2 separate regions of the Homo sapiens genome follow, and region 1 is linked to region 2. The links are chromatin loops, found by intact Hi-C in ENCODE. Cell type or tissue: heart right ventricle. All regions are shown on one strand. Links, peaks and the distances in the headings refer to the core of each region. The heading gives the core; the rest is flanking DNA.

Evidence for each region. Hi-C counts contacts between places; a loop is a spot of excess contacts. Peaks named below come from ENCODE experiments on the same cell type or tissue, not always from the same donor. Only the 100,000 strongest peaks of a DNase experiment are listed, where the experiment ranks them.
Region 1: it touches region 2 in a loop (2.4-fold over the local background); 8 of 110 quality-filtered maps call a loop at or near these places.

What each region holds. Positions count from the first base shown.
Region 1 is chr3:14,627,450-14,638,387 of GRCh38, forward strand. No RefSeq gene overlaps it. Among named protein-coding and RNA genes, the nearest start is that of CCDC174, 19 kb to the right of the region's middle. In heart right ventricle, for the core only: CTCF peaks have their summits at 6,557 (motif pointing right) and 6,770; a DNase peak (open chromatin) is centred at 6,556; H3K27me3 peaks cover 1,813 bases.
Region 2 is chr3:14,503,503-14,514,440 of GRCh38, forward strand. It overlaps GRIP2 (glutamate receptor interacting protein 2), which reads right to left. Exons shown (of 24, transcript NM_001080423.4): 12 at 10,790-10,938; 13 at 10,163-10,308; 14 at 9,275-9,355; 15 at 7,911-7,977; 16 at 7,663-7,808; 17 at 6,318-6,462; 18 at 4,059-4,198; 19 at 3,299-3,478; 20 at 2,113-2,287; 21 at 64-169. Among named protein-coding and RNA genes, the nearest start is that of GRIP2, 31 kb to the right of the region's middle. RefSeq lists enhancers at 1,937-2,438, 2,439-2,938, 5,459-5,753, 10,405-10,906 and a silencer at 5,619-5,668. In heart right ventricle, for the core only: a CTCF peak has its summit at 5,574 (motif pointing right); a DNase peak (open chromatin) is centred at 5,579; H3K27ac peaks cover 1,642 bases.

The DNA of each region.
Region 1 (10,938 bases), core at 1,617-9,616, 120 kb after region 2:
GGTACACCAGCCACACAGAAGCACTCCTAGTTTCCACCTCCACGCCTTTGTGTGCAATTTCCTCTGCCTCAAATGCCCTTCCCTGCTTTGGTCACCAAAAAAACACTTCTATTCATCCCTCGAAGCCTAAAATCAGAGGCTCCCTTCCTCAGAAGGCTTCCCAGTCCCTTTCATGAAGTGCTAACCTCCTCCCCGTGCCTTCTTTGTGACTTGTACAGACCTTACAGAAGGCATGAACTTTTGGTAGCAAATGGCTTAGGGGGAAAAAAAGGAGGAGGAGGATTCACAGGCTCATGTAGTAGAAAAGTTCAGGTGTTAGACACAGGCTTCCGAGGCAGCTGAGGCAAAGGGTGAAAACATGCTGCTGGGCCCCTGCCTCTAGCTGTCTATCGATCCTACCTTCCTTCACTCTCAAGCAGCCCCCAGGAGCCCCTGCCTTTACCCTGCCTGCTTTAAGTTCAGCAGACAGCTTCCCTCTCCCAGTAGCTACACAAGGTCTCAGAATTGATTCTCAACGGTCCAGCGTGGGTCACAGGCTGGTTCTTGAACGAATCACTCTGGCCAGGGGATCGACAGCTCTGATTGGCCCAGCCTGAGTCACATGGCCACCCATGGGGGGCCAGAAGGTCTGAAGTGGGCAGGGATGGATTCTGGAGGGAAATGAGGGTTCCAGAACCAGAGGCCCTGTGGGGATCCCACAACCAAATGCCGCAAGTGCCCACCAGAGACATCTCTTAGTGCTCTTTTCACAGTGTACCATGATTTATGTCTCTCCTCCAGCTAGGTAGGGTACCAGCATTCTTTTAATTTATAACTCCAGAACATCATTCCAGCCCAGGGGAAGAGGAGTTTACGAAAGGATCATTAAATTGCACTTTTTAGGCATTTACTTGCTATGTGACCTACATAGCAAGTAAATCAGAACAGAGTCTGACAAGGATTTTTGTGACATGTATATTAAGGTAATACTTCTTGACATCTTTAAAACCATAAATTGAGGTTTTGCTCAGTGTCCATGTTGTTCAGGGTGAGTCCATGTGTCTCTCCTTGAATCTTCATGACACAGGGGGAGGAGGACTTCCTCCTTGACAAGTGACAAAACTGAAGCCCAGAGACCTTAAGTAGCTTATCTGAGGTGACACTGCTGGTGAGCGGAATTGCTAGAGGTTCATCCCAGGCCGCTGCCTCAGAAGCCGTGCGCTCTCCACTGCCCCTGTGCAGAGAGGGTGGCATACCTGGACTTTCTGGTGGTTTGCTGAAGGAGTTCTCAATTCATTTGGGGCAGGGAGGGGAGGATCTCAAAAGCACCTCTATGTCTTGTTGAAAATATTCCTCTGTCTTGGTCCAGGCTTCCTCAGAGGCAGACCCTAAGGCAGGGATGCAAGTGCAGGTGTTTTCCTTGGGAGAGGAGGCTGGGTGCACTGCTAAGAGAGGGCCTAGTGAGACAGGGAGGGGAAGACAGCCCACCAAGAGAGTTCAGGCACCAGCCACCTCCACAGGCAACTGGAGCGGAATGCCATGGAGATGTGCTGAGAGCCAAGGAGGACCAGAGCTCACAGTGTTGTATCTGAGGGGAAAGGGAGTGGGCATGTTTATTCCCCACTATATTCAGCCATTGGTCAGGGCTGCTCCCAGGGGCAGGAAGTTGTCAGCCCATCCAGCAGCGAGAAGAAGGCCTCGGGCACTGCCAGATGGATAGGGCAGTGTGGCCTGAAGAGGCTGGGGCCTCCCACAGAGCACAGACAGAGGCTGCCAGAAGCCTTTTCCTCCCAAGCTAGGAACCACTCTTCATAGAAAACAGGCCCAAATACTGAAATCAGGGCATTGCAGACCCTTACTGCTAGAGCGTCTCAGGCACCTGGTCTGCAAAGCCTGGGGCAGCCCCTGGCAGATGTGGCCGGTTGGCCCCATTCTTGCCAGGATTGTTTCTTCTCTTTGCTTTTCCCTTCGCCCTTCTTGCTGTTTTCCTCAATTTTTATGAGTATTGCACAAAGATGCTCATAAAGAATATACTGGGGGCTCAAAATGCAGCATCTGTGGTTCGGTGAACAACACAAGGTAATTACTTTCCATTTCTTCTAAGAAAATTATAAAATATCCCAGACACACAAAGAGAAGAAACAGTAACGCAATGAACGAACACCCATGCACCCACCCCCAAGCCAAAGAACTAGGCCATTGCAAGCTGATTCCATCACTTCAGGAACCCCCAACCCCTGAGAGAGCATGAGACACAGAGGCTGGAGCCTAAGGACTCTGCTCTGCCCCTCGCAGCTGTGGACCTTGCACAGTTCACTGCTTTGAGCCTCAGTGTCCTTATCTATGAAATGGTAATGCTAGTACCTACCTCCAGAGAGAAAGTGAAGAAATCTGTGAACTGCTAAAAATGTTTAAGTAGCTGATGCCTTTTCTTTGGGTCTCCCTGTGTCGGAGTCCCTCTGCGATGTGGCCTTGAAGCTCTTCCCATTAAAGAGAGAGTCTGTTTCCCCGTCACTTGAATGTAAGCTGACTTCCTGGCTTGACTTGCTCAGGAGAATGTGGCAGGGGTGACTGTGTGCCAGTTCTGAGCCCAGGCCTGACAGGAGCTTGCATGCTTCCTCTCGCTCTCATGCCATGAGAACAAACCTGATCTAGGCTGGGTGCAGTGGCTCACACCTGTAATCTCAGCACTTTGGGAGGCCAAGACAGGCAGATCACTTGAGGCCAGGAGTTTGAGACCAGCCTGGCCGACATAGCAAAACCCCGTCTCTACTAAAAAATACAAAAATTCAGCCGGGCACAGTGGCTCACACCTGTAATCCCAGCACTCTGGGAGACCGAGGCGGGCGGATCATGAGGTCAGGAGATCGTGGCTAACACGGTGAAACCACATTTCTACTAAAAATACAAAAAATTAGCTGAGCATGGTGGTGAGCGCCTGTAGTCCCAGCTACTCAGGAGGCTGAGGCAGGAGAATGGCGTGAACCTGGGAGGTGGAGCTTGCAGTAAACTGAGATCACGCCACTGCACTCCACTCCAGCCTGGGGGACAGAGAGAGACTCCATCTCAAAAAAAAAAAAAAAAAAGATTAGCTGGGCCTGGTGGCACATGCCTATAATACCAGCTAGTCAGGAGGCTGAGACAGGAGAATCACTTGAACCCAGGAGGCAAAGGTTGCAGTGAGCTGAGATCACACCACTGCACTCCAGCCTGGGCAACAGAGGGAGACTCTGTCTCCAAAACAAACAAACACCTGATCTAGCCTGCTGGAGGGCCAACATTTTCACTGAGTTTCCTGATAAACTCAAAAAGTCCTCTCCATCTCTTTTCCTTTTTACACGGCTGCAATCTTTGCTGAGGAAGTTTCCACGACAACAGAGGTCTTAGCAAAAATGGGCAGCAGTAAGTCTGGCCGCTTCTCAATGCTTGTCAGCAAACAAAGATGCAAGGATACTCACATCCTCCCACCCCAGCAGGGATCCTGTGGGTGAGCTCGTCAGCGCCAGGGAGCATGTCTGTTACAGCAGCAGTATTAATGTATTTGCTTACACAGGTATCCCCACTGCTTGCGGGGGAAAAAAGATGTGCGTGAACTTGGTGTCAGTGAATGCTGCCTCCTGACACATTTTTCTTGTTACATTTCTTTTCCCTGTCACAGTCATTTTTGGTCATTTTTATCCTGTTACAGTAACATACAAATATCCTGACATTTCTTCAGAGATCTTTGGAAGTCCTATTTTCTCCTGACTGCCAAGAAAAAAAGGACAATGAGACGTTATATCTTGTCATCCTAAGTCACACCACCCCCGCCCATCAAGAACTACTTCAGAACAGAAACGTGTCAGTTAGCTACTGCTGTGTAACAGACACTACAAACTCAATGGCTTAAAACAGTAAATGTTGCTTATGAGATTACAGGTCTACAGATCAGCTGGGTGATTCCTCTGGTCTCAGCTGGGCTCCCTCACATATCTGACGTGAGCTGACAGTCAGGTAGACAGCCCTGCCGATCTGTCCTGGGCTCTCTCCCTTGTTTGGGGGTCAGATGGCTGCTTCATGCTAGTGCAGGATGTGTGTTGGGACTCATGGGCTCTCCTCCATGTGGTTCAGCATCCTCCAGCAGGCTACAGAGAGGGTTTGTTCTCATGGCATGAGAGCGAGAGGAAGCATGTGAGCACCTTTCAGGCCTGGGCTTAGAACTGGTGTACAGTCACCCCTGCCATATTCTCCTGGCAAGTCAAGTCAGGAAGTCAGCTCACATTCAAGTGACAGGGAAACCGGCTCCCCTTTATATAGGAGGAGCGGCAAGGTCATATTGCAGAGAGATGCAGACACAGGGAGGCCATTAATACAATCAATCTATTACAAAAGGGAAACATTCTGGAATGGCTGGCCTGTCTCATCTGCCACTACCCACAGCTAAGGCCTGCGGTCTTCGAACTGGCAAGGTTCAGCCTTGCTCCAGAGTGGAAAGGAGGGAGAGAAGAGGAAGGGAGGATTGGGACGTGGGCAACCCTCTTTTCCCTCCCTGTCTACTTACACCTGAAGGGCTAGGGAGGATTTGCTGGAATACTGTGTGCTCCATGCATCCAACTTGGAGCTCCTAATACTTAATAAGTCCCCAAGATAATCCTGTGAGTTGGCTTATTAGGGCATTACTGTTACATAAACTAGCCACTAATTGTGAAATGTATTTACTCAAGTCTCTGAGCCACAAGATAAACACTCATGTTCTGGTGGCATCACTACCTTGACAATCAAGCTCATTTAATCCAGAGCTCCTTGTAAGAACTGCACGTTGAAGGGGTGCTCCCTGTGTGAATTTTGGGGGACTCTATAAGAGATATTCCAAGGAGGCTGTCCCCTAGTCACAGCACCCACCGGCCTGGACTTCAGGGCCTTCTCTATGCCAGATGAGGCCTTGTTGCCTGGCTGGGCCCTCGACCACCCCCACTTGTCTCCCCTGTGCTGGTCACTCATCTGCCTGCTCAAGAGAGACCACAGCCTTAAGAGTCAGATTTGGCTTAGGATCTGAGCTCCACCACTCTCCTGAGTTGGTCTGGGACATTTACAAAATATTCTCTGGAAGATCCACAAAGTGGATGTCAGAAGATCAATATTGCTGTGGAAGTTTACTCAGAGTAAAAACCAAAGTCCTTACAAAGCTCTTAAAGGCAAAATAACCTGGCCTCTGTTCCCCCTCTGAACTCATCCTCTATTCACCTCCCTCACTCATTTCCCTCCAGGAACATGGGCCTCCCCACTCTTCCAGGCACTCTGCTGCCTCGAGGCATTCACATATGCTGTTTCCTCTGCTGCAGTGCTCGTCCCTTAGACACCATGCGGCTTCCTCCCTCACCTCCTGCAGGTCTTTGCTGAAATTCACCTTCTGCCTATCTGCCAGGACTGTAAATGCAGCCGCCCTCCACAACACCCCCACCCTCCTTCCCTGCTTAGCTTTCTCCTTATTTCTCAACATGGTCTAACTTACTGTGCAGTTCATCAAATTCAGATGTCATCAGTAGCAAGACGAGCTATTAGTTTATGCACCATAAAGAAAGATAAACATGCCAATTAAACAGCAGAACAAGACTAAGATACCATTGAATGTAGGACACACTCTGATTTCAGAAATGTTAAATGTCAGGGGGAAATCAGCATCATAGAATCACTGAAGTCTGGTGTATTTTACTTATTTATGTTGTTTATTTTCTGTTTTCCCCGCTAGAATGGCAGCTCCATAAGGGCAGGGTCTTCACCCGGTTTGCTCACTGCTCAGTGCCTAGGACAGTTCCTTGCATGTAGGAGGTGCTTTTTAAATACTGTTGAACATTGAAAGATTTATCTCTGCCCCCTCAAGAAAGTCCAAGACCTGGAACTTCCTTAATACTGTCCAAATGGGCTATGTGAATATTCGACCCAAGATGGGGCAAGGACTTTCCTGGCACCAGAGCAGTAGCCAGCGCACAGTAAATGCCCAATAAATATTCACTCATTGGATTAGTGATTGGATAGTCTGAGATGCTGTCTTGGATCCAAAACTCAAGACTGATGTAGGGCTGCTAGACAGCCTGAGAGCAAAGGGTTTGCCTCTGACGGGGCTGTGCTCGGGTCATTGCTACACACGGATGGCACGCCCAGGCCTATGGGGCACACTGCTTGTGTGGCGGAACCTGGTCACTCTGGCTTCATACCTCCATGCCCTGGTGGCTGGACCAGTGGGAAAGAGGGTGTGGACGATGTATCATCATGGGACAATGTGAGCATGGCAGCTCCCAGGATCTGTCAGGGGCTAGAGAGTGGTAACTTGTGACATCTTCACATTCACAGGGGCCCTCACACATTCACTGGTGATGTTCTTGAGATGGGGGTTACATTTTATGTGAATTTGAGGCAGTGTTGTGTTAAAATATTAATGAAGTCTCATTCTAAATACAAAACTGGAAATAATACAAATCTTCCTACCCACTATCTCCCGCCCCGCACACACACTCTAAGCAGTAGCGGGAAATTCAAGTGTCCTGCAGCACTTCCATAGTGGGCAGGTTGGGTCTGTGAGTCCCATTGCACTTGTTGCCACACGGTGGCGCCACACTGGCAGTAAGCAGAAGTGTCCATGTTCGTCTTGAATTATGAGTTTTGAGTTATGCAAGGTCTTCAGGAACACATCCCTCACATACACCTTCTAGTGCCTTGGGGTTATATTGTTAAAAGTCTTCATTCATTCATTTGAACTGTTTAAAAATATGCCACTTTGTGACATTATTTCTCCATGATTTATGACATCAGGAGCCCTCCCAATATGAAAGTGGCCTAGTGTCTCTCGCCTCTGAGTCAACCCAGCACCCCTTCTTGATGCAGCCTTCTCTGTGAACCCCCTCCCCACGGGACAGTCAGCATCTCCTCCTGCCTCCACCCATCCCCATGGACTTCCCCACATACAGTCATGAAGCAAATACTCCCAGCACCCAGTGTAGCAAGGTCTTATGCTGGGAACTGGACGTTGGAGATGAACCAGACAGGGCTTCCCAGCACCTAGGAGCCATGCGTGCCCAGGGGAAGCATCAAACAGGAGTCAGGGGAGGTCTCCTGGAGGAGATGATGCCTGAGCTGAGTCTTGACATTCTTTGGGTTGAGAGCGTGGACATGAACACAAAATTATCAATTACCCATCTAGGCGCTTATGTCGTTTGCTGGACCACGATCTCCTTGAAGTAGGTAAACACATGGGATTTATCTGTTTTCCTGCCTTTCTGCTTAACATTGGAAATGGCCAAGTGAGTTAAGCATGGCAAAGGGCTTAGAACCATGCCTCATGTGTAGTAAAGATTATGTAAGTGCCAGCTGCTATTCTTGTTTTCATTGCCGCTATTGCTTTTATAATTAGCCAGCATCAATATATATGGAATAACTCAGGAAATGAAAGAGTGAGGGATGTGTTGGCAACAGCCTCAGACCAGAGATCAAAAGCTTGGACTGAGTCCTCAGTTCAACTTCTATAAAGTGGGGATAATTAAACCATTCAAGCCCAGGTGTTATAATGGTTAGAGGAAATTACAAAGCACACACATGAAGCAACCAGCATATGGTAGGTGCTCAGTGTGAATTCTGTTTACCTTCCTTGTCTTATGGTGCCCAGACACTTAGCACAGGACTGTGTGCGTGTATGTGCTCAATAAATATTTGTTAATGAATTGATGAGTAAAATTCTCATTGTTTAAAGAATATTAGTCATGGAACATGTTCACTGTCTCAGACAAACTCTTAGCCAGGAACAGGAAATACATGCTGAATGAACCTCTGCTCCCCACTCACTCACCCAAGGCCGACATTACTAATCAATGATGGCACTCTGTGTTAGTCAGGACTCTTTTTGTTGGAAATGACCAACCAGCTTGAGCAAAAAGGGGTTTGTTATATGGATACTGGAGTAGCTCAGAAAACCAAAGAAGAAGCTACAGGCAGCAGCGCAGCCCCTGGGCCCTCCTGGGAACCTCACTGGACCCCTCTCTCCCCTCTTCATTTCTCCTCTAGGGATCTGTATGTTTGCAAGCATTCTTTCAGGCAGGGCTCCTGCGGATGGCAGCTAGAAGCTCTGAAGTTACCTCCTTCCCAGTTCATGTAAGATGGTAAGATGGACAGCATGCTTCCCCTCCCCATCCTGACTACTTCAGGGGAGGCTTCTGATTGGCCTGCTGGGATCATGTTTTCAGTGGAAGGGGGGCTCTTTGTTACCAGGACTGGCAGCCCAGAGAAAAACATGAAGTCAGAGAAGAGTCATTTTCCAGAATAAAGGAGAAAGAGAAGCTGAGAAGACACCAGTGATGAAGGTTCACTCCTGACCACAGAGCTGGGATAGCACCTCAGAATCCTTCTCAACACAGTGCCCAATCAGAATCAGCACTCAAGACAAAATCTACTTGAGATTTAGACCAAGCCTACATAGAGGGAGGTTCATGGCATTGTATGAATCTGCAGAGGATTCCACTGGAAACTAGCTGAGCCTGGGTTTGAATCTGAGCTGTCAGGACAGCAGGCAAGTTGCTGCACCTCTCCAAGCCTCAGTTTCCTCATCTGGTACAATGGGCTGAATGCTTCTGTTCCCCCACAAATTCATATGTTGAAATCCTAATCCCCAGTGTGATGGCATTAGGACGTGGGGCCCTTGGGAGGTGATTAGGTCATTAGGATAGAATCCTCATGGATGGGATTAGTGCCTTATAAAAAGACATAACAGAGCTTACTTTTTGGATGTGAGGACATAATAATAAGATGTCCATCTGCAAACCGGGAAGCAAGCCCTCTCCAGACACTGAATCTGCTGCTGCCTCGATCTTGGACTTCCCAGCCTCCAGAACTGCAAAACATAAATGTGTGTTGCTTAAGTCAGCCAGTCTATGATAGTTTGAGCTGGCTAAGACCTCTGGTAAGTGAGTATAATAATGCCAAACTCAGAGGTTTTGTAAGGGTAGATGAGACACTCTGTGTAAACTTCAGCACAATCCATGGAAGACAGTCAACATTCAATAAATGTTACCTCTTTTCTGAGTGTGGGTTCCCTTAGAAGCAGACTCTGAGACTAAGATTACCATGCAAGTGGTTTAGTCGGTAGGTAATCCAGAAGCCAAGATTCTCTCTCACAACCCACACAGGGAAGTGAGAGAGAGCAATGATGGTACTAATGGGCAAGTTACCACTGTGGGCAACTGAGGCTCAATTCTGCTGGAGACCTTTGAGAGGTTGTTGTTCCCCAACCCCCATCCCACGAGGGGTGAGGGAGCTGGGGTATTTATGCACCAGCTGCCGTTGATCACTGATTGAGGGCTGCTCCTGGGCATTCACTCCCAGGCATTTCCAGCCTGCACTTTGCCTCAGCTGAGCTTACTCCCATAGCCAGAGAACCACCGCAGGCAGAGACACAGGTGTTTTCAATAAGAAGCCACCAGCAGGAGGGCACTGACAGTGGCAGCATCACTTCAGATGTTATCAAGGGAATCCATAAACCTTACAGCATGGCACACACAGAGGGATGATCTTACCAAAGTGTTTCTTCTAGGGGAGCTGGAGTTAAATGGCATGGTCCTTCTTCAGTCCACAGATCCTGGTACCCCATTGTCTCCTCTGAGTTCCTGACCTCAGTTTTTATCTGCCACATACAAGTTTTTTTTCCTAGTACCAGAGTATACCATTCTTCACCTCCAATGTAGGCAGAGCTCTAGCTCCCTGGAGAGCAGGAGCTTTCTTCATTGGGCAAGCTGGAGGCTAATTCCCCCACACTGAGGCAAACCCAGAAGAGTGCTAACTTCTGGAGCATCCATGCTGGGCTCTTGGAGGCCAAGTGCTGGGCATTCAACCAATGCATAAACAGGGCATTTCTAAAACAAATAAGGTTGGTCATAGATCCCAAGCACCCCTTATATTCTTACCCAACCATTCATTTCTGGGCTGCTTTCTTCTAACCAACCTTCATCCACATGAACTAGGTGCTGCCTGGCTTCTTCCAGCTCCTCCCAGGACATCTAGTTTTTTTCTTTAATACAGCATGTATTTAGAGACACTTCATATAAAATAAAATCATCATTTTAAAGTGTAAACTTCAGTGGTTTTTAGTACATTCACTATGTTGTGCAACCGTCACCATGATCTAATTCCAGAACGTTTCCATCCTCCCCAAAGAAATCCTTTAGCAGTTAGTTCCAATTCTCCTCTCCCATTCCCTGGCAATCACTAATCTACTTTATGTCTCTATGAATTTGCCTGTTCTGGATATTTTATATATGGAATCATATCACAGGTGGCCTTTTGTAACTGGCTTCTGTCACTTAGTGGAATGTTTTCGAGGTTTATCCATGTTGTAGCATGACTGGTAAGTACTTCATTTTTAACAATGAACAATATTGCATTGTATGAATATACCACACTTTCTCCATCCATTCACTCATCAATGGACACTTGGGTTGTTTCCACCCTTTTGCTATTGTGAATAATGCTGCTATGAATATTCATCCACTGTACAAGCGTTTGTGCAAATATGTTTTCAGTTTGCTGTGGTTTAAATGTGTCCCCAAAGGGTCATGTCTTGGAAACTTAATTTCCAATGCAACAGTTTTGGAAGATGGAACCTAATGCGAGGTGTTTAGGTTCTGAGGGCCCTGCCCTCATGAATGGATTAATATCGTTACTGTGGGAGTGGGTTAGTTTTTGCAGGAGTAGATTTGTTATAAAAGCGAGTTCAGCCCACTCTTGCCCTGTCTTGCTTTCTCTTGCCCATGTGTTGCCTTCCACTATGTTATGATGCAACAAGAAGGCCCTCACCAGATATAGGTGCTCAGTCTTGGACTTCACAGCCTTCAGAACTGTGGGCCAAATAAATTTCTGTTCATTATAAATTACCCAGTCTGTGGTATTGTTATAGCAGCACAAAATGGACTAAGACACAGATCTCTAGACTATCTAGGT
Region 2 (10,938 bases), core at 1,016-9,015:
CACACACACCAGAGTGAACAGCCCCGGGTGCCCCATGCAGGCCTGCAGGGCAGGCAGCCATACCTCCAGTTCCCTCAGCAGCTCTGACTGACCACATGACTCCAGGTCTTCGAGAGCTTCTCCAAACATGCGCCAGAAGCCCTCCTCTCGGGCAGGGCCAGGGGCTGGGCTGTAACGTAGGAACCAGAGAGCGTCAACTCCTGGCAGGCGGGTGGGCGGGCTGGGGCCTGAGGAGTCTTCGGGGCCCCAGGGCCCAGCGTTGGGCTCGAGGGGCCATAGGGTGGGTGGGCGGGCAGGCAGGCGGGCGTCCTCGGTGGCAGTTCTGGGGCCCCGGGGCAGTGGTTGGTGACACGGAATAGGGGAAAGACGCAGTTAGGGGCGACCAGGACTGTCGGTGGCCAGTTAGAACAGGGGCAGATGAGACGGGGTGGAGAGCGGTGACACAGGATGCCTAGGAAGAGAGACAGAGGACAAACAGACGAACAGACAGAGAGGAGATCCATGGTGTAGTCCCAGAGGACGGCCCCTGGCCCCACCCAGACACACGGCACCGTGGGACAGTGACAGGGACAGAGCTGGGGCCAGCAAGGACACAGATGGATGGAGAGGATGAAATAACTGTGCTGGGGAAGGGGTCGAGACCACCCATAACTCCCATCACAGGTTGTATGAGCCTGTTATCATCAGTTCCAACACTGAGTCTCAGAAAGTTCACAATTCACATTTTGACACTTCGCAAAGCCACTTGCTAATTACAAAGGCCTCAACGGTTACAAGGCATGCTGTGATTTACAAAGCACTTGCTTGTTTTTTTTTTTTTTTTTTTTGAGACAGAGTCTTGCTCTGTCACCCAAGCTGGAGTGCAGTGGCATGATCTCGACTCACTGCAAGCTCTGCCTCCTGGGTTCACGCCATTCTCCTGCCTCAGCCTCCCGAGAAGCTAGGACCACAGGCATGCGCCACCACCCCTGGCCAACTTTTTGTATTTTTACTAGAGACGGGTTCCACCGTGTCAGCCAGGATGGTCTCGATCTCCCGACCTCGTGATCTGCCCACTTCAGCCTCCTGAAGTGCTGGGATTACAGGCGTGAGCCACTGCACCCTGCCAGCACTTGCTCTTTTACAGGGGCACGCAAGCTTTGCTATCTTAGGGAGCTTAGGAACGAGGATGTGTTGCCTCCTTCCCTTTCCATGTAACAGATGAAAAGACAGAGGCTGAAGGACACTTGCTCCATTCAAGTCAATTCCACAGACATTTCCTGAGCTAAGTCCTCTGCTGGGCACAGGGATATGGAAGAGAATAAAGTGTGGCCCCTGTTCTTACAGAGCTGGAGATTCATTCGCAAAATATGTCTGAGCACCTACTAGGGGCCACGCGTGGAGCTGGGGTGCCACGCAGTAGAGATGATAGCCAAGTAATTAGCCAGATAGACACAAGGTGTTTAGGCTACCAGGAGACTTGTAGGAGCAGCTGTGGGTACCAGGAGGGAGGGAGGAATCCCTTCTGCCTGAGAAAGACAGGGAAGCTTCCCAGAGGCAGGAGAATTTGAGCTGAGTTTTGAGGGATGAGTAGGGATTTGCCAGGAGAGACCAGGGGAAAGGCATCGAGGCAGAAGGAACCGCCTGATCAAAAGCACCACGATGGGAGGGTGGCCTGGGCCAGATGAGGAACAGCATTTCTCCACAGCCTGCTCTCTGCAGGAGCCTTCTCCAGCGGCTCAGCCACTCGGCACAGCCCAGGGATGGTGCCGGTGGGCTGAGGGCCCTCGCAGGAGGCCATCAGGCCATCTGGGGTAAGTCAGGTGGGCCTGGGTTCAAGTTCTGAGTCTGCTGCTCTTCTGAGAACAGGAGATGACCAAAGTTGGGAAGGGCAAACCAGGCTGCTCTCCACCTCTATACCTTCGTCCCTGCCGTGCCCTCCACCAGTCTGCCCTTCCCTCCGTCTCAGCCTGGCTGAGGTGGCTCTGCTCAGTGCTTCTCTCCCAGGAGGCACCCCTCCTCAGGAGCCCGCCAAGACTCTCCATTCCCCCACCACTTTGGCACAGGCACCCTCGCCCACCCCAGCCAAGACACTGTGACTCCCTCCTCCTTCACGGTGCTCCCACCACAGACCTCGTTGGCGGCTCCCAATCATCCTCCTCCTCCTCCTCTGGAAAGCTCTCGTCAGCTGGGGTTGGGGTATAGCTCGTCCTCCGGGGCTCGGTGGGTGGGGGGCTGCCCCTCAGCCAGCCAGGCCTCCGCTCCTGGGGGGTCGTGCCCCGGGCTGCTGCCTGTGGTGTATAGGACCCTGGTGGTGGAGAGAGGGCCTCTGTGTTCCCTGCGGCCTCACCTTGCCCTCCTGCCTGCCCCATTTCCAGCTGTGCTGAGTGACCCTGGGGAGGTCGTTGCTCCTCTCTGGGCCTGCATCTACACAGCCCTCTGAGGGCCTCTGCCTCTCAGAATCTCCCTGGAGCTCCTGGTCATCCAGAAGTTAATGCCTGGGGCTCTGCGACTCTGTCTCAACTCCATCGGCCTGGGCTTGGCCATCACCCTGCCACGGAAGGAGGCTGAACATGTGGCCCACCCTCCACTTCCTGCCTTTGGGAGCTCTGAAGGTCCAGCCCCAGGGAGTGAGCTGAGAGATGCTGACAGAGAGCTGGAGATGGGGAAGCTGAGGCCCAGGGAGAGCAGGTGTCCGCAGGCAAGAACGGGCTGGCAGCCACCTACGGCCCGTAGAGGCCTCGCCCCCCCTACCCAGTCCTCTGAGTTGGACCATGGGGAGTTCCGGTGGCTCTGGGTCATTGAGGCCAGCTGGCCAGCCACCAGACTCAGACGTCTCCCTGCGGCCACCTCCGGGTCTCAACATGCATTGGCCTGGGAGGGAGCCCGAGGTGTCTGCCCCACATCCGGTCTTGTAGGCTGGGGTGGGAGGGGGCTTTTGGCCTCCCTATTTTCAACTGGATGGAATGAACATTGTTGAGCACCTACTGTGTGCCAGACATTGGGCTAGGAAGGAAGGCTACAGTAGAAGAAAGACCAACTTTGTCCGTAACTTCACAGTGGGGAAAGCTTAGCAGCCAGCATGGGACCCATGGTTCTAAATCAAAAGATATGGCTGCAGTCCATGCTTCCAGGAGCAAGGGGCCCTAAGAGTGGCTTACGGAGCCAAATCAGGTCTTCCTTCAGGAAGGGCCCCTAAAGGATGCCAGGAGAGGAGCGCAGGAGGGAGGAACAGGCACAAGAACAGTCCTGCACAGGCCCAGCAGCAGGGGCGGCCTAGAGAGAGCGTGCCACTTGTCCAAGGGCCCCAAGGTATTACCTGGGCCCCCAAAGCCACCCTCGGTGGCCGAGCTGTCCCAAGACTCCACAGCACTGTCCACACTGGGCACAGCCGGCGAGAAGCGGGCTGCTGGCAGGCCTCCTTTCAGGGCATCTGCTGGGTCCTCATCAGCATCACTGGTCTCACTGAGGCTGCCCGACTTGCGGGGTAGGAGGGGACCTGGGAGGAGAGAGGGGTGTCAATTCTGACTTCAGAGACACTCACAGTGAGCCTCAGTTTCTGCATTTCAGCCTGGTCTGGAAACTCACAGGCAGTAAGCCCTTCTGAGCTGACATATGACCATGGCACACTAATAAGCAAACCTGTTTCACAGATGGGAAAACTGAGGCTCGGGGAAGCTGAGCAGCATGCCCGAGATCACACAGTGAGCACCAGTGGAGCCAGGATTAGCTCAGGCCCCTTCCACTGCCTATGGTGGCCTTTCTACCAAGGCACGGGGACGTATTCAGGGGCAGCTGAGGAATGCATGAGTTATGGCCATGAAGCATACACACGTGAGCACCTTAAGAGGCAGGAAGTAATGAAGAACAGGGCTCAGACCCAGATTCTGCCCCGTGCCCACTGTGTGGCCCTGGGCTCATCACTTCCCTCTCTGAGTCTTATCTTCTTTGCCATCGCAGGCCCGCCTCCACAGGGCTGCAGTGAGGACTCTGTGAGGGTGTGCAGGCAAAGCCTGGCACAGAGGGATTGCCCTTCCTAAACCTGCTGGGTGGCTCCCAGGGGATGAAGCGAATCTCACGGTCTAGTTGCTTCTTGATCTTCAGTGTGACGGTCTCTCCAGCCACCTGCAGGAGGTGGATGGCCTCGCTCAGCGGCCGGCCCTTGAGGCTAACGTTGTTGATGGCCAGAATGCGGTCCCCCACGTGGATGGCACCAGTCCTGAGGAGTGGATGCAGGGCAGAGAATGGGAGTTAGACACTCAGGGCCTCAGAGTGGCAGTCTGCCCTCAGGGAATCCAGGAGAGCCACAAAGCAGAAGTCTGGCTGACCCCAGTTAAACCCAGCTGCCAAAAACAAAACAAAAGCACGCAAGTATGATCTTGGATCACATTAATAGAGACATAAAGTCTAGAACCTGGGAGGGGATTGTCCCACCTGACTGCAAAATTAGGTTCTGGAACCAGTGTCCAACACAGGTTTTGAGAATCCCACATACTAGCTGCCAAATACTTGCTATGTGATCTTGGGCCAGTTTCTTAAACCCTTGAGTTTCAGTTTCTTCATCTGTAAAATGGGGGTGATAATACTAATTTAATTATCAAATCATAACTGAGGCGTGAATGAACGGAATGGATTCCTACTTCCCTCCAGCAGACACCCTTGGTAGCCATTGCCCCTTCCTGGGCCTCAGTTTTCCCACCTGGAGAATGGGCATAATCACCAGCGCCCAGCAGACCTCACAGTAGGGCGTGAAGGGCTGGTGATGCCAGGCGGCAGCACTGCTGTGGCCCAGTGGTTTTCTACCTGGACACCCATTACAATGACCTGAGGAGCTTTTTGAAAATGCAGGTGCCTGGGCCCCACATCTGACCAATTAAATAGTACCTGTGGGGATGGGGCAGGAAGGTGATTCTGAGGAGCAGCCAGGGCTGAGCAGGGGAGAAGCTGTAGCAGGTGCTTAGAGTGACCTGAGCCAGGTGGAGGAAAAGGAGGCAGAGGACTAGGGTCAGGGGTCTTTAACCTCTGGGGCTGTAGATGTCACCCCATATGGGAGCTCCTGGAGAGTCATGCTTGGGCATTGCCCTGCACTTCCCCAGGGATGAGGATAGTGAGCGAGTCAGGGAATGGTGGGCTCCGGGAGGGGACCAGAGCTGTAGTGTCCAATATGGCAGCCACCAGCCACAGGTGGCTGCTGAGCCCCTCAAATGTGACTGCCCAAATTGAGATGTGCTAAAAGCAGAAAACTCACACCAGATACGGAAGGTGTAACATGAAAAAGAATATAAGACATGTTCTTAATGGTTTTTATTTGATTACATGTTGAACTAAATATATATTTAAGATGAATTTCATCTTTTTGCTTTGCAGATGTGGCTACTAGAAAGTGTCTGATTAAATTTGTGGCTCAAATTATATTTCAGTTGGACAGCACTGAGCTACATCAGCCCGGCGAAGGCAGGAGGGTTGTCTGTACAGCCCCAGCAACCAGGACAGAGGGGCCAGGCACACAGCAGGTGCCCAGTACATGCTCGAATTGATGAAGACATTGGGGTCAGAAGGGTTCCACACCGACCTCTGCAGTCTGCCAGGTGTCCAGCAGGGGGCGCTCCAGGAGCAGGGTCCACGTCCCGGAATCCCTCCCATCCTCTCCCCACCCGCCCAGCCACCGCCCCTCCTGCGCGGTGCCCTCCTCCGGGACGCGTCCTGCCCCTGCAGCCCCCACCAGGCTCTCCTTTTACCGCCCGCTCGTTGCTGTGCTGGGAGCTCACCGCTTCCTTGCCTGCCGGATTCATCCCTGCCCAGCTCGGGGGAGAAGGCTCGGTCTCACCCACACTGGGGGTCGGGTTCCATCTCTGACCTCCACCTCACCCTGGGACAGGGCTCCATTCTTACAGCTCCCTCAGCTGCCACAGTTTCAGAGTCTAGGGGCAGCAGGGACAGTCCCCCAATGCCTCAGGAAAGCCCTAGGCAGTGCTGGGACCAGGGTACTGGGGCACTGCCCCATCCTATTCCGCACACAGCAGGCGCTCCAAATAGCCTTGCAGGGCTGACCTTCCAGACACAGGTAGGAGCAGGAAGATGCACACACCTTGGCCCAGTGCTTACCTGGAGCCAGGAGGTCTGCTGGGGTGTGGGCCTCTGCCCTGGCAGGCAGGGGCTGACACTCATTTTACAAATGCAGACCTGAGTCTCAGAGAGGGGAAGTGACTGGCCCAATGTCACCCACAGTGTCAATGTTGGAACAGAGGTCAGAATCTTGCTTGGCTTTGCCATAGCCCCAGCTCTTGCTTCCTGTGTTCCCTGAGCCCACCATGCGTCCCCACAGAGCCCCAGTTCACCTCTCAGCCAGGCCACGCTTGGTGAGGCCTGAGATGACAATGGGGTCAAAAGGTTCCTCCGTGCCCGAAATGGTGATGCCCAGGGGACCCCCGTAGCGCTTCAGCTCCACTGTGTAACTGACGGCACCTGTGGTCTCCAGCTCATCTGCAAGCACGGGGACCCATGAGGAGGAGGCCCCCGAGGGGGTACCCAGCTTCCTAAAGCCTTGGCCTCACTCACTCACTCATACTTATTTATTAATTCATTCACCCAGTCACTCACGCTCTGATTTCATGTAGCACAACCTGGGGACCCTGAGGCCATCTTCTGCCCAAATACCAGTAAAGAAAAGAAACATCACACCTCACCCACAATAATGACAACATTGATGACAAGAAACAGTGGCCTCTTTTCCTCCAGCAGCCAGCAGGAAGCAAAGGGAACCCCGATCATCCGTTGTTTTTTTTTTTTTTTTTTTTTTGAGACAGAGTCTTGCTCTGCTGCCCAGGCTGGAGTGCAATGGCACGATCTCAGTTCACTGCCATACCTCTGCTTCCAGGGTTCAAGTGATCCTCCCACCTCAGCCTCCCAAGTATCTGGGACTACAGGCATGCACCACCAGACCCAGCTAATTTTTGTATTTTTTGTAGAGATGGGGTTTCGCCATGTTGCCCAGGCTGGTCTCGAACTCCTGGGCTTAAGTGCTCCACCCACCTTGGCCTCCCAAAGTGAGGGGTGTACAGGTATGAGCCATTGCACCTGGCCCAACTTTTCTTAAAAGAAAAGAAAAGAAAAGAAAAGAAATCTACCTCCCACAGTAACCTTCTTTCACAGAGTCGGAGTTGGTGATTTGGAGGCTGCCCCTTTGAATCAGGGATTCACTTTCCAGTTGGCGCAGTCCTCACCCGTCCCTTTTGCCTCTCCAATCCATACAGCTTTTCTCACTCATTTATATCACTATCTGGCGTCAGTGGGGCCTGAGTCTGCAGTCTTTGCTTATCCACTCATAGCCTGCCACTCAAAAGGGCAGCCTCGCTCTTCCCCTGCCCTACCCACTCATCTCTCCACCAGCTGCACCAGCTGCACCCAGTAGGTCTCCTCTGCCAGGCTTGGTGCTAGATGTGGAGACTACGGGAGAGTCTCAAACTCCTGTCCACCTCACAGAGGCTCTGGAGGGCCCCAGACGCCGGGGACAGTGAGAAATCTGTGGTGTTGCCCCCTCCTTCATTTGTTCATTCCAGCCAGCCTTCAGCAGCGCCCACCACCCTCCCTTCCTCGGCTGGAGGGAGCCCTGAATTGCAAGCTGGGAACCCGCTAGTCAAAGGGTGGGCCTCTGGAGGTAGGAGGCCAGCATGAGGGCCATACCAGAGTTGTCCTCGTCCTTCCGGATCTTCAGCTTCACCAGGTCCTCGCACTGCCGCAGGATTTGCACGGCGTCCTCCATGGGGCAGTTGTCCAGGCGGATATTGTCAATGGCCAGTAGCTTGTCGCCTGGCTCCAGGGTGCCCGTCCTGCATGAGTCGGGGGCAGAGGGGATGGAAGGAGCCTGGTGCATGCAGGTGCCATACTCACTGCTGTTGGCCACTTCCCTTCCTGTGCCCCAGTGCCCCTACCTGTGTGCCACGCTGCCTTTCTTGATGTCGGAGATGATCAAGGGCTCCCCTCGTTTCCTGCTGGCCGCTGGAGAAAAAGAGGCCATGAATCTGACCTTGGTGGCCTCAGCCTGGGGTGGGGTGGCGAAGCCCAGGGGTCTGAGTGTGGACTCGGAGCCACTGGTCCTACTCACATCCTGGTCCCACTGCTTCCTGGCTGGGTGACCGTGAGCAAATCAGCTCACCTCCCTGTGCATCAGTTTCCCCCCTGTAAAATGGGGGTGGCACCGCAGACCTCATGGGGATGTGGTGAGAGTAAACCAGATAACACAGGCACAAGATCCAGCATGGCCCTTCCAATGCCAGCTCTTCTTTCCTCCTGCTCAGCCCATCCCCCAGCAAACTGCGAGCTCTTTGTGGAGGGGGGCTGTCTGCTTGGTGTCTGTGTCCCCAGCACCGGGCTCAGGGCCAGCACCCAGGCTCTATTGTGTGCTTGGGGGTGGGAGACACAGAAGTGAACAAAACAGACAGCAATCTCTCCCTGCCCTCCTGGAGCTGGCACTCCAGTGGTGGTCACAATCAACAACATTTAAACACCGATGAAGTGAGCTGTGGAGAAACCTGAGAAACGGGCTTGTGTCGAGGGCGGTAAATGTTCAGTCAGGTGGTCGGGGAAGGCCTTGTCAAGTGACATTTGGGCAAAGCCATGAAGGAGGTAGGGAAGAGGCCAGAGGAACGGTCTCAGATGCAAAGGCCCAGAGGCAGGAAGGGGCAGGCATGGCAGGGAGCAGCCAGGCTGACTGCGGCTGGAGGGCTTGAGTTGGGGAGAGTCGGGAGATGAGGTCAGAGGTCATGGGGTCCAGAGCACAGAGGGCCTCACTGGGGCCCGAGGCCCTCAGCTTTTACTCAGAATAAGATGGGAGCCACGGGAGTGCTTTCACCTTTCCCATGCTCACCCATTCTACGTTTTTCTTCTGCATTCCTCATTTTCATTCCTTTGACAAACATGAATTAAGCACCTACTGTGTTCCAGGCCTTTGCTGGGCTCTGAGAACACAGAAGCAGGCAGAAAACCAAACCCAGCCTAAATATTTGTCACCTTCCAATGCTCTCTCACCATGGGCACCTCACAAGCCCCCTGGGAGACCCACGAGGCCAGGGGACTGCCATGGTGCAGAACGGGAAGCTGAAGCTTTGGGAAGCTGGGGTCTCGCTGAGAACACGCAGCTGGGTCCACGGAAGCCAGCCTCCCCACACCCCCAAGCCTTTTCCTCGGGCCCCGCAGGGTGTCACGCCATGGAAATGCTGGTCTGAGCTTGGCAAGCTCTTTTTCCCCAGCAGTTGAGCTCGCTCCCAGGGGCAAACAGCAGCGGGAGGAGACTCACAGCTGATGGTGATGCCCAGCTCCACGCTGCGCTTCTTGGGCAGCTTCACGTGGAAGGTGCCACTGCTTGGGATGACGGACTCTGGGGGTAGATGGACATAAACCGACGTGAGGACCCAGAGGAGGAGCCTCAGCGAACCCCAGCCCCATGCCCATTCTGGCTGTGCTGGGAGTGACCCCGAAAGTCACAGTTCTAATCTCATCCCCCTGCTTCCTCTCAACAGAGGAGGAAACTGAGGCAGAGTGAGCTGACAGATTTGCTCAAAACAACTGACCTGCTCTAGTCAGACCAGAGTCGGGGCTGGAACCAGGCCTCTTGGCTGTCGGCTAGTGTGGCGGGCGGGAAGGGAGCTCCCCACAGCCTAACAACCCAGTGTGAATCTAGCACATATTTCCTGAGCACCTACTATGTGCCAGGCCGTGGCTGGGTATTTTCATGTTTTCATTTCTCTTGGGCATATGCCTCACCTAACCCAAGTACCGCCCCTATAGTGAAAAGATCGTTATCAACTATTTACGGATGGGGAAACAGTGGAGGGAGTGTCCTGTCCAAAGCCACACTGTGTTGAGGTCACAGAAGCAGAATTCTGACCCAAACTGTTGTTCGAGGTTCTTTGCCTAACCCATGCTGAGAAGGAGCTTGGAGTATTTTCAGCTCCCCAACCCCATCCCCACTTGGTCCTGCCCCTCTGCAAAAGTCTCCTGGTGTGGAAACTTCTCCCTCCCGTGCCAAGGCTTCCCTTCCCACTATAAGCTGCAAAGCCCCTGGGAGAAGGGCACTGGGCACAGAGGGGGATGGGGTGGAGCGTTTGCACAGGCGAGGCAGGATAAAGAGAGGAGGGGTGCAGGGCCCTGAAATATGAGGAGGAAGCTTGGGCCACTCACTCACCCGCCACATCGAACTCCACCTCCAGCACGACCTTGTGGGCCAGTGCGGCGTCCCGCAGGAGCTGGTTGGCTTCCTCCATAGTCCCGTCCTCGGTGGCAATGCCATTGATGGACAGGACACGGTCCCCCACCTGCAGCAGCCCACACCTGAACCCAGGGGGCCCGGCAGAGAGAAGAGGCTCCGTGACAGGTCCATTGGGAGACAAGAACGCCATGCAGGGCAGGACTGAACCTGGGTCACACCTCCTGGTCTGGGGTGACTCTCAGCTCTGCCCTGGCCCACCTGTGTATCCTCAGGAATCTGGCTAAGGGCTGGACCTTGCTGGACCTCAGTTTCCCTGTCTGTCCAATGGGGATGATGGCATGGGCCTTACAAGTTGTGTATACAGAGGACTCTGCCTTCAGGCAGACAGGGGTTCAAGCCCTGGGATTCCATGGGTGAGCTGTGTAATCCTGGGCAAGTGAGTCAGCTTCTCTGAGCCTCGGTTTCCTCATCTGTAAAATGGGGCTGGTGCTGGGGCTGATGCAATGGTTAAGTGAGATGCGCTTGTGAAGCTAGGGCTTGGTGCTGTGACTCAGTTTCTCTCAGAGAGTGGCAGGCTCAGTAGGGAGGGGGCAGGAGGCTCACCTCTCAGCCGGACTGTCAGGCTCGATGAAGCACACGAGGGGTGGGGAGGACAGGGTCTCGGTGGCGAAGATGCCGCCCTGGAGCTGGAGGCCAAAGCCGCTGAGGGGGTCTCCACAGAGCACGACCTCCGTGGTCTCCGTGTGCACAAT